Regions from separate parts of the Homo sapiens genome. Here all the other regions are linked to region 2. A link is a contact called in ENCODE Hi-C or POLR2A ChIA-PET data. All regions are on one chromosome and are shown on one strand. Each heading gives the region's core, a stretch centred on a gene start or an enhancer-like site at or near the end of the contact. The rest is flanking DNA. Distances are from core to core; before and after follow the strand shown. Region 1 holds the start of MVB12A (multivesicular body subunit 12A). Region 2 holds the start of ANKLE1 (ankyrin repeat and LEM domain containing 1). Region 3 overlaps MYO9B (myosin IXB).

Evidence for each region. Hi-C counts contacts between places; a loop is a spot of excess contacts on that map. ChIA-PET counts read pairs that join two places held with the same protein, here RNA polymerase II (POLR2A). Pooled maps may share reads with other maps.
Region 1: a pooled map shows a loop between it and region 2 (2.5-fold over the local background). The contact joins the promoter of MVB12A here to the promoter of ANKLE1 in region 2. A Hi-C loop is called at or near these places in 3 of 37 single-sample maps with no recorded cell type and 10 of 50 pooled maps. POLR2A ChIA-PET finds 5 or more read pairs at or near these places in 13 of 52 experiments (CD4-positive, alpha-beta T cell, H1, HepG2 and 9 more).
Region 3: a loop to region 2 is called in a map of lower lobe of right lung, with 5 times the contacts of the local background. The contact joins the enhancer-like site here to the promoter of ANKLE1 in region 2. A Hi-C loop is called at or near these places in 19 of 168 maps with a recorded cell type or tissue (CD4-positive, alpha-beta memory T cell, GM12878, GM23248 and 14 more), 17 of 37 single-sample maps with no recorded cell type and 14 of 50 pooled maps. POLR2A ChIA-PET finds 5 or more read pairs at or near these places in 14 of 52 experiments (A673, B cell, GM12878 and 10 more).

The regions. Positions count from the first base shown.
Region 1 is chr19:17,418,779-17,422,088 of GRCh38, reverse strand. It overlaps MVB12A (multivesicular body subunit 12A), which reads right to left and starts at 2,042. Exons shown (of 9, transcript NM_138401.4): 1 at 1,864-2,042; 2 at 1,678-1,776; 3 at 1,455-1,551. The coding sequence starts at 1,953. RefSeq lists silencers at 1,716-1,945, 2,086-2,295 and an enhancer at 2,456-2,505.
Region 2 is chr19:17,280,456-17,283,537 of GRCh38, reverse strand. It overlaps ANKLE1 (ankyrin repeat and LEM domain containing 1), which reads right to left and starts at 1,637. Exons shown (of 9, transcript NM_152363.6): 1 at 1,556-1,637; 2 at 1,329-1,481; 3 at 777-882; 4 at 536-674; 5 at 1-313. The coding sequence starts at 1,617. RefSeq lists silencers at 1,626-1,715, 1,726-1,775.
Region 3 is chr19:17,078,729-17,081,792 of GRCh38, reverse strand. The region is part of intron 1 of MYO9B (myosin IXB); the gene reads right to left. Among named protein-coding and RNA genes, the nearest start is that of MYO9B, 4.5 kb to the right of the region's middle. RefSeq lists an enhancer at 1,497-2,034 and a silencer at 2,047-2,146. Within about 2 kb of position 1,597, at least 35 of the 41 ENCODE cell types and tissues checked have a DNase peak (open chromatin) inside an H3K27ac peak, as active enhancers do; they include A673, B cell, GM12878 and 7 more, where a contact is called at or near this core.

The sequences.
Region 1 (3,310 bases), core at 793-3,292, 140 kb before region 2:
TGGCTAGCTGTGGAATCGGACAGAGCTGGGTGCCCATCGTGGCCCTCAAAACTTACTTTCCATGAGCCCTCTAATCCTATAGAGGTTGGACAACTAGCACCCATGAGCCAAATCTGGCTCAAGGTCTGTTTTCTTTTCTTTTCTTTTTGAGACAGAGTCTCACTCTGTCGCCCAGGCTGGAGTGCAATGGCGCAATCTCAGCTCACTCCAACCTCCGCCTCCCAGGTTCAAACAATTCTCTTGCCTCAGCCTCCCAAGTAGCTGGGACTACAGGCGCCCACCACCATGCCCAGCTAATTTTGTATTTTTAGTAGAGACAGGGTTTCACCATGTTGGCCAGGCTGGTCTGGAACTCCTGACCTCAGGTGATCTGCCCGCCTCAGGCTCCCAAAGTGCTGGGATTACAGGTGTGAACCACCACACCAAGCCTAAGGCCTGGTTTCATACAGCTGATGTGTTAAGAGTGATTTTTACATTTTTAAGGAATTGTAAAAAAATTGAATATGCAAAACACATCATCTGCCCTGTAAAGCCTAAAATATTTACTATAAGGCCCTTTACATAAAAGTTTGCCAACTCTAAGAAAAAATAAAGAAAAAAAGTTTGGCCGGGTGCGGTGGCTCACGCCTGTAATCCCAGCACTTTGGGAGGCCCAGGCAGGTGGATCACCTGAGGTCACGAGTTCGAAACCAGCCTGACCAACATGGAGAAACCCCGTCTCTACTAAAAATACAAAATTAGCCAGGCGTGGTGGCGCATGCCTGTAATCCCAGCTACTCTGGAGGATGAGGCAGGAGAATCGCTTGAACCCGGGAGTCGGAGGTTGTGGTGAGCTGAGATCGCGCCATTGCACTCCAGCCTGGGCAACAAGAGCGAAACTCCGTCTGAAGAAAAAAAAAAAAAAAAAGGTTTGCCAACTCTAGTATGAATGAATATAGCCTGAGTCAAATAAAAATGACAAGAAAGGGTGGGAAAGTTCAGGTGGGGCTGGGAGGGCTGCACTAGGGTTGTGGGCCCAGAAGAGGAGGGGTAGGGAAGGGTGAAGGTGACATCTGACGGAGGACGGAGAATGAGCTACAAAAAGGAGAGAAAAAGTGCCCCAGGCAGAGGAAGCGGCGTGTGCAAAGCCTGGAAATGAAAAAGAAAACTGCGCAGTGGTTTTGCTTGGCTATGGTGTAAAAAGACACAAGTAGCACAACAGTAGTGAAACAGGTGGCGTGGACTGAACACTTAACTCGAGGATGCAGGCTGTGCCAATCATATCACACATTTTGAATCAGGACAGGGGATGTCGGTCCACCCTAGGGCAGGGCTCTGAGTCCTCAGCCAACCCTGTCATCACCCCGTGTGCCAGGGGGCAGCCGAGGCTCAGATACCGCGCGCCCGTCGTCCCTCCTCCCCCGCTCCTCCCTGCAAGGGACCCGGACAACTCTCGCCTCCGAAGCAGCCCTTACTGGAATCCATGGGGTCGCAGACGGGGGAGAAGCCCAGCGGCAGGGGGCTCTTGTCCACCACGATCTGGATATCGGCCACCACGTTCTCCTGCGGGTTCTGGGGGTGGAAGGGGGACACGGCGAGGGTGGCTAGCAGCGGGGACAGCGCACCTGGCATAGGGCACCGTGAATGGGCAGGGGAGGTGGGCAGACCCTGGTGGTTCCGAAGGTGGGCACCTCTTACCTCTAGGCTGCCCAGAGAACTAAGGCACAGGAAGTAGCCAGATTTCTGCGCGAAGCTCTTGCCAAAGCTGGCGGGTGCCCCCTCGACGGTGCAGGAGATCTACCGGGAGGACGCGGGTCAGCGCCGGACTCCCACCCCACAGCGACTGCCTCCCCCATTCGACCCCCGCCCCTCGACGCCGCTCACCGCGCTGAACCCCCGCGGCGGGGGTGCAGAGGCCGACGACCAGGCCAGGCCAGCCAGCGGCGCCGAGTCTGTCCCGGGTACGGGATCCATCCTGCGAGCCGAGCGCCGAAGGCGGGGTCGCGGGGCACAGCCTCGAACCTCGGAGCGCCTCCCGACGGCAGCGCTCGCGACCGAACTACAACTCCCAGAAGGCCATGCGGGGGGGGGGGGCGGAGATTGCCCGGAAGCGCAGTATACGCGTGCCCGAGGAGCTGCTGGCCAATGGCGTGGGGAGGCGGAGCCTCGCCACCACGCGTCGCCAGGGTTGCGCGCGTGAGCGATGATGGCGGAAAAAAAGGTCTTGCCGGCTTTCCGCGCCCAGCAACTTCCGCCGGAAATGCTACGGCACAGGACCAAGAGACTCGTTCTCTGCAAGTCTGCACTACGTTCCCCAGAATTCCTTCCGGCCTCAGCTGCTAGTCTAGAAAAAAGCTCGGTGCTTAACGGAAAAGTTGGGAGCTTTGTGGCCGCGCGCAGTGGCTGACGCCTGTAATCCCGGCACTTTGGGAGGCGGAGGCGGGCGGATCATGAGGTCAAGAGATCGAGACCCTCCTGGCCAACGTGGTGAAACCCCTTCTCTACTAAAAATGCATTGTGAAGAATCTGCAATTCCAGTTCTGGGAAATCATCCCAAAGGAAATCATCTGTGGGATACGCAGCTATTGATTTAAAGAGCGAGTACTATGGACCATCATGAGCTTTGAAATCTTGGGTATAACTTGAAGATTTGTTCACAGGCACAATACGTTTAAAAAGCGACGTATAAAAGAATTTATTGCCTGTAGTCCCAGCTACTGAGGATGCCACCAGCAAACCGAGTTACCTCCCCACTTTGTGTAGGTGGCAAAGAAGGAACATCCAATCGGAAAAGGCAATCAGGTTTTATTCACTGGCCAGGAATGGAGAAGGAGAGGCTCTCACTCTAACTGCCCCTTCTCCCTCAACAGTAAAAAGCATAACGTTTTATTGTTTCTTCCCCTGGGTACAGGAAGGGAGAGGAATGCTAGCATGTGCAGGGTGGGACTCCAGACACGCAGGCTCAATTCATGAGCCTCAATTCCTGGGTTGTCTTCATACAACCCATCTACACAAAATGGAGATTTTCTTTTAAGAGAAGGAATTTTAGCATTATAATTATATATTGATGATCTAAAGTCGACTAGAGGTCGTCTGTTCCAGTTTGTGGTGATTTAGGGATCTTATCTTCCTCTGGTATCTGGTCAGGGGTCAAGAAGGTCTGGGGACATCCCTGGCTGTCTGCAATCTTTAAGCAGCTGTGCCTTTTTTTTTTTTTTTTTTGGACTTACAATAAGAAAGAGAACTTTCCCAGTTATTTTATCAGGGCTGTCATGGCAACAGGGTAACAGGGAGGCTGAGGTGGGAGGATCGCTTGAGTCCAGGAGTTTGA
Region 2 (3,082 bases), core at 388-2,887:
TTGGCATGGACAACATGCAGAAGTCCCTGCCTGGTCGGTGGCAATGACCCAGCCCAGGGGGGAGTGTCCGAGGCTGGGTCCTCAGCTCCAGAGACCTCAACCGCTGTGACGAAAGAGGCGTCTGAGCTGTAATCCCAGTGCCCTGGAGGGGACGCCGAGCTCCCATGTTTGTCCACAGTTTCAAGGGGAACAGGGAGGCTGGGGGGTCCTGGGTCAGCCTCCAAGCCAATGTCCCTGTTGTCACCTCTGCATGGCTGCTTTTGGAGTGCTATGGAGTCCAGCGTCTCATCGGTAGGTCCAGAGAGGCCTGGGGCTGCAGGTGAGAGTGGGGGCCAGAGAGGAGAGGAGGAGGGATGAGACAGCGATGAGAATAGGATCAAACAGAAAAAGGAGATCAGAGTGTCTGAGGCCGAAAGAGCTGGCCACAAATAGTGGATGTGAGACGGTCAGAACCAATGGGTGGGGTGGGGAAGACCCTGGATGTCAGGGACTGGTCCAGAAGTCAAGCCCCAGCAGCCCTGCAGGCCCTACTCACTGCCAGGTGCAGGCTCGGGCTCCTGAGTCTCTGCCCCGATCCGGGTCCGGGTCCTGGTCCGCGTGTCGAGATCCTGCAGGACTCGCGCGCACTCCAGGTGTCCCTGCTGCAGGGCCAGGTCCAGCGGCCGGAGTCCGTCCTACAGGGGCGCGGTCAGCAGGGGGCGCCCGAGGCCCTCTTACCTTCCTTCCCTCCCTCTGGGCTCACCCAGCCTTTCTTTGCCCGCGCAGTGCCTCCCAACCTGGTCGCGCAGCGCCGGGTCCGCTCCTTGGCTCAGCAGCAGCTCCAGGCCGCGGCGGCAGCCCCACGCGGCGGCCACATGCAGCGGCGTCAGTGCCTCGACAGATCTGGGGCGGCAGCGCAAGAGGGGTCATTGCGGACTCAGCCTCCCGGCAGGAACCCCGATCTCCGCTCTGGGGACCTGGAGCCTTCGTTCTCGGCCTCCCGGATCTCCGCCGTCCACCCTGGTACACTGCCCTTGGAACCTAGATGCTATGACCTCAGGCCAGGACCCAAACCTCTGCCGTCTGACCCTGGTGCCTCCACTCCAATATCCGAACCCTTGATCCCCACTTTGGTCCTAGCGCAGCCCCATTCCACGCCCTCGGTCTGGGACCCCAGCGCCTCCCTCGAGCCCTAGCCCCTGCCCTTGGACCCCCAAGTTCCCTCCCCAAGATCCCCTAAACCCCACCCTCGAGCCCCGAGGCCTGGCCCGGGATGATGGGGCGCCCCTTCCCGGATTCCCAGACTTCGGCTTGGGGAGACCCCGCCCCGGACCCAGGCTCTATCTTACCGAGCGTTGGGGTCCCCGCCTTGGCGCAGTAGGGCCCCGAGGCAACGCAGGCCGCGCGGGTGCCGGGCTCCGGCCGCCAAGTGCACAGCCGCTGCGCCGTCCTCTAGCACCAAATTAGGGTCCGCGCCGCAGCGCAGCAGCTCCTCTACTGCCCTGCAAACACCGCGGTCAGAGTGGACCCCGGCCAAAGACCCCCACTCCTGGCCCGCCCCCGGCCCCGCCCTCACCACGGCTCCTCCTCCCGCAGCGCATCCCGCAACCTGCGAGCCAGGCGGGCCTCCGAGCACATGCCCTGGCTGGGTCCGAAGCGCACCGCCTGGTCGGTCGATTTCCTACTTCCCGCGGGGGGCTTGTGGGCATGCGCCGCTCCTCCCCTCGGCTCGGGGGGCCCCTCTCCAGGGCCGAGCAGGGTTCCCAGCCAGGCTGCCCCGCGCCGCACGGGGGTCCACATCGGGGTTCGAGAGCTTTAGTGTCCTCAGGGGCCCTTGACACCCGGAGGCGCTCAAGCAGGGTCTGGGACCGCCGATAAGAGCCCGGGTGGGAGGATGCCACCGGGTGTGCCACTATCTCATTTAAAAACGGGAAACGCGAAGGCACCCGGCTCGAGTGGGTGGAGCTACGATTAAGAAAGTCCGGGGTGCCCCAGGTCATTAAGTCTCAGGGAATCTTCTTCAAGGGTGGCCTCTGGCAGGGAGCACGGCCTTATGAGAGGCTTAGGCCGGGCACGGTGGCTCACACCTGTAATCCCAGCACTTCGGGAGGCCCAGGCAGGAGGGTTGCTTGAGCTCTGGGGTTCGAGACCAGCCTGGGCAACTTGGATAAACCCAGTCCCTACAAAAAAATACAAAAAACTAGCCGGGCGTGGGTGGCTTGCACCTGTGGTCCCAGCTACTTGGGAGGCTGAGTTGGTAGAATCTCTTGAGCCCGGAAGTTCGAGGATGCAGTGAGCCATGATCACACCACTGCACTCCAGCCTGGGCAACAGAGCAAAACTCTGTCTCAGAAAATAAATAAATACATAAAATAGAGGCTTCAATTTCCAACCCCCAGGCCGAGGGCCCAGCTCACGCCTTTAAGCACAGTGCTTTGGGAGGCTGAGGAGAGAAGATCGTTTGAGCCTACTAGTTTGTTGTTGCTTTTCTTTTCTTTTAGTGAGTGCAGGAGTTTGAGACCAGCCTGGGCAACGGAGTGAGGCCCTATTTTTTTTTTTTTTTTTTTTTTTTTTTTTGAGCCGGATCTTACCCTGTCGCCCAGGCTGGAGTGCAGTGGCGCAATCTGGGCTCACTGCAACATTTGCCTCCCAGGTTCAAGCTATTCTGCCTCGGCCTCCCAAGTAGCTGGGATTACAGGCATGTGCCACCACTCTCGGCTAATTTTTGTATTTTTAGTAGAGATGGGGTTTCACCATGTTGTCCAGGCTGGTCTTGAGCTCCTGATCTCAGGTGATCCGCCCGCCTCGGCCTCCCAAAGTGCTAGGATTACAGGCGGAGACCTTGTCTTTGTTTTATTTATTTATTTATTTTTGAGACGGAGTTTTGCTCTTGTTGCCCAGGCTGGAGTGCAGTGGTGTGATCTCAGCTCACTGCAACCTCCTCCTCCAGGGTTCAACAGCTTCTCCTGCCTCAGCCTCCCCAGTAGCTGGGATTACAGGCATGCACCATCACGCCTAATTTTTTATTTTTAGTAAAGACGGGGTTTCACCATGTTGGTCAGGCTGGTCTCGAACTCCTGACCTTGTGATCCGCCCACCTCGG
Region 3 (3,064 bases), core at 348-2,847, 200 kb after region 2:
CTTGCCCAGGCTGGAGTGCAGTGGCACAAGATCACGGCTCACTGCAACCTCTGCCTCCTGGGTTCAAGCAATTCTTCTGCCTCAGCCACCCAAGCAGCTGGGATTACAGGTGTGTGCCACTACACCCAGCTAATTTTTGTATTTTTAGTAGAGACTGGGTTTCATCATGTTGGCCAGGCTGGTCTCAAACTCCTGACCTTAGGTGATCCTCCCACCTCGGCCTCCCAAAGTGCTGGGATTACAGGCGTAAGCCACTGCACCAGGCCTCTCACCTCTCTTTAGTCACCCCTGAATGTATGAGTGTGAGATCTGGAAAACAGGGAGCGTCCAAAATTGATGTGGCCAACCAACCTGCTCACCCTTAAAGTGTTTATTTAAAGGAGTGAGAAGAGACAAAATGGACCTATTCTCTATTGACACGATCATTTCCCTCCAGGTTCCTATATTATCTAAAAATGTAAGTTGAGGCCGGGCACGGTGGCTCACATCTGTTATCCCAGCACTTTGGGAGTCCGAGCGGGCTGATCACCTGATGTCAGGAGTTTAAGACCAGCCTGGTCAACACAATGAAAGCCCATCTCTACTAAAAATACAAAAAGTAGCTGGGCGTGGTGGCGCACGCCTGTAGTCCCAGCTACTCGGGAGGCTGAGGCAGGAGAATCACTTGAACCTGGGAGACAGAGGTTGCAGTGAGCTGAGATCGCGTCACTGCACCCCAGCCTGGGTGACAGAGTGAGACTCTGCCCCCGCCCCCAAAATAAATAAACAAATAAATAAAAATGTAATTTGAATTTGTCCTTTTCTCAGTATTATGGGCTGAGCTGTGTCCACCACTCCCCTCCACAAAGAAATATTCACATATTGAAATCCTAAACCTCAGAACTTCAGAGTATGAGTATATTTGGGATTTTTTTTTTTTTTAAGAGATGGGGGTGTCGTTCTGTCACCCAGGCTGGAATGCAGTGCCATGATCATAGCTCACTGTAGCCTCAAACTCCCAGGCTCAAGCGATCTGTCTGTCTCAGCTTCTTAAAGTGCTGGGACCACAGGCATTCACCATCATGTCTAGCTAATTTTAGTATTTTTTTGTAGAGATGGGATCTTGCTATGTTGTCCAGGCTGGTCTTAAACTCCTGGCCTCAAGTGATCCTCCTGCCTCAGCCTCCCAAAGGGCTGAGATTACAGGCGTGTGCCACCAAGCCTCGCCTAGAGACAGGGTCTTTATGGGGATGATTCAGTTAAAATGATGTCATTAGGGTGGGCCCCCTTCCATATGACTGCTGTCCTCATAAGAGGAAATTTGGACACAGAGACAGGCACAGAGGGAGGACGATGTGAAGACCCAGGGGAAGACGGCTATGTATGAGCCAACAGAGAGAGGCGTGGAACAGATTCTCACAGCCCTCCGAAGGCACGAACCCTGCCAACACCTTGATCTTGAATGTGATCTTAAACGTCTGGCCTCTAGAACTGCAAGCCAATATACTTCTGTCGTTCTGGCCACCCAGCGTGCGGTTCTGTTACAGCAGCCCTAGCAAACTCAGGCACCCAGCAACAACAGTCATGAAACACCCCTAGCGGGGCTCCTTCTCTTGCACATACAGCCCTGTGCAGCAGGGCAGAGATGGGTTTTAAACAAGTGAGTCAGACAAGGATATCTTATTCATCACTCCGACGAACCCATGGGCTGAACCCTTGAATCACTACTTTATTTATCATCGGGCTCGGGCTCAGAAAGTCTCGCTGAGGAAATGAGTAGAACCCAAACTCGTCAGCTGCATTTCTGAAACATGCCTAATCTCTGAGGCTCTTTCCCAGCCACGATAGAAATTGAAAGGGAACGGGGCTCTGGGCTGCGGCGGTGGGCTGGTGTGGAGACAGAGCCCTTTGTTCTGCCACTCCAGGGACCACGAGGGCAGAAGAGAAGGGCTTGTCTTGCTTTGCCGAGAGGCCGCCTGGGGCCGTCTGAATGGCCGGCCGAGCAGGGGCAGCCTGGCACAGCTGGGCTGGGGATGCCGGGCACACAAAGGGCTGGTGGGTGGGGTGTGGGGGCAGCACCCAGAAGGGACCGTCAGTCCCGTGGCCCCAGAGCGTCTCCTCCAATCAAGGTAAAGCAGCAAAGTCACGGTCAAGGAGGGGGCCAAGCAGGGAAGGGGACAGCAAGATGGACCAAGAACAAAAATTCAGCAGTATGTGCTTGGGAACGGGCGGGCGAAAGGGCCCATGGAAGAGATAATGCAGCTTACAAAAGCGACGTTTATCCGGGGCAACCTCCAAAGTAGCTCTTGGGAGAGAATCTAATACCTCTAATCTCAGAAGAAAAGCAACAGATCATTCTAAGACGAGGACAGTTCCTCCAGAAATCCAGGTCAGTCACAAGACAAAGAAAAGACAAGGGCACCCGCTGTCCACCCTCGGGCACGTTGCCTACCCTCCCACAGTCCGTTCCTAACGGTTCCTCCTTTTTATCAAGACCCGCTCCCTCCTGATTAAGAACTGACTGGATGGCAGGATTCAGTTCCTGGTCTCTGCCCCTGTTCCCACTCTTAGTGGCAGTTCCTCAGGGGCTCCACAAACACCAAGGACCCACCAAGGCAATGATGGGCCCTAGAGGGGAACCAGGTTTTACTAATGAGCATCACATTTCACCTGGCGGGGGAGGTGATTCTGCCCCCAGGGGACACGTGGCCATGGCTGGAGTCATTTTCAGTTGTTACCCCTTGGAGGGGATGGAATACTACTGGCATCTCATGGGTGACAGCCAGGGACACTATTCCACATTCTACAGTGCACAGCCCCAACTGTCAATGGTGATGCGGGTGAGAAACGGCCCTGGAGATTTGGGTTTCCCCAGTTAAAGGTTACTAAGGATCCTGCATGTTTCTAGAAAGCTCAAGGAACCATCTCTGAAGTCATCACCTGCCTGGGCCTGTTTCTGTATCAGGAAGATAAGAACAAGGACCCTCGCACTGCCGGTTGGCAGAATGAGAGAGCTGGGATGCCCTGTACAGGCCGGGCTTCAAAGGTATCTGCTTGTGCAATCCCTTCCACCCGGAGTGGTTTA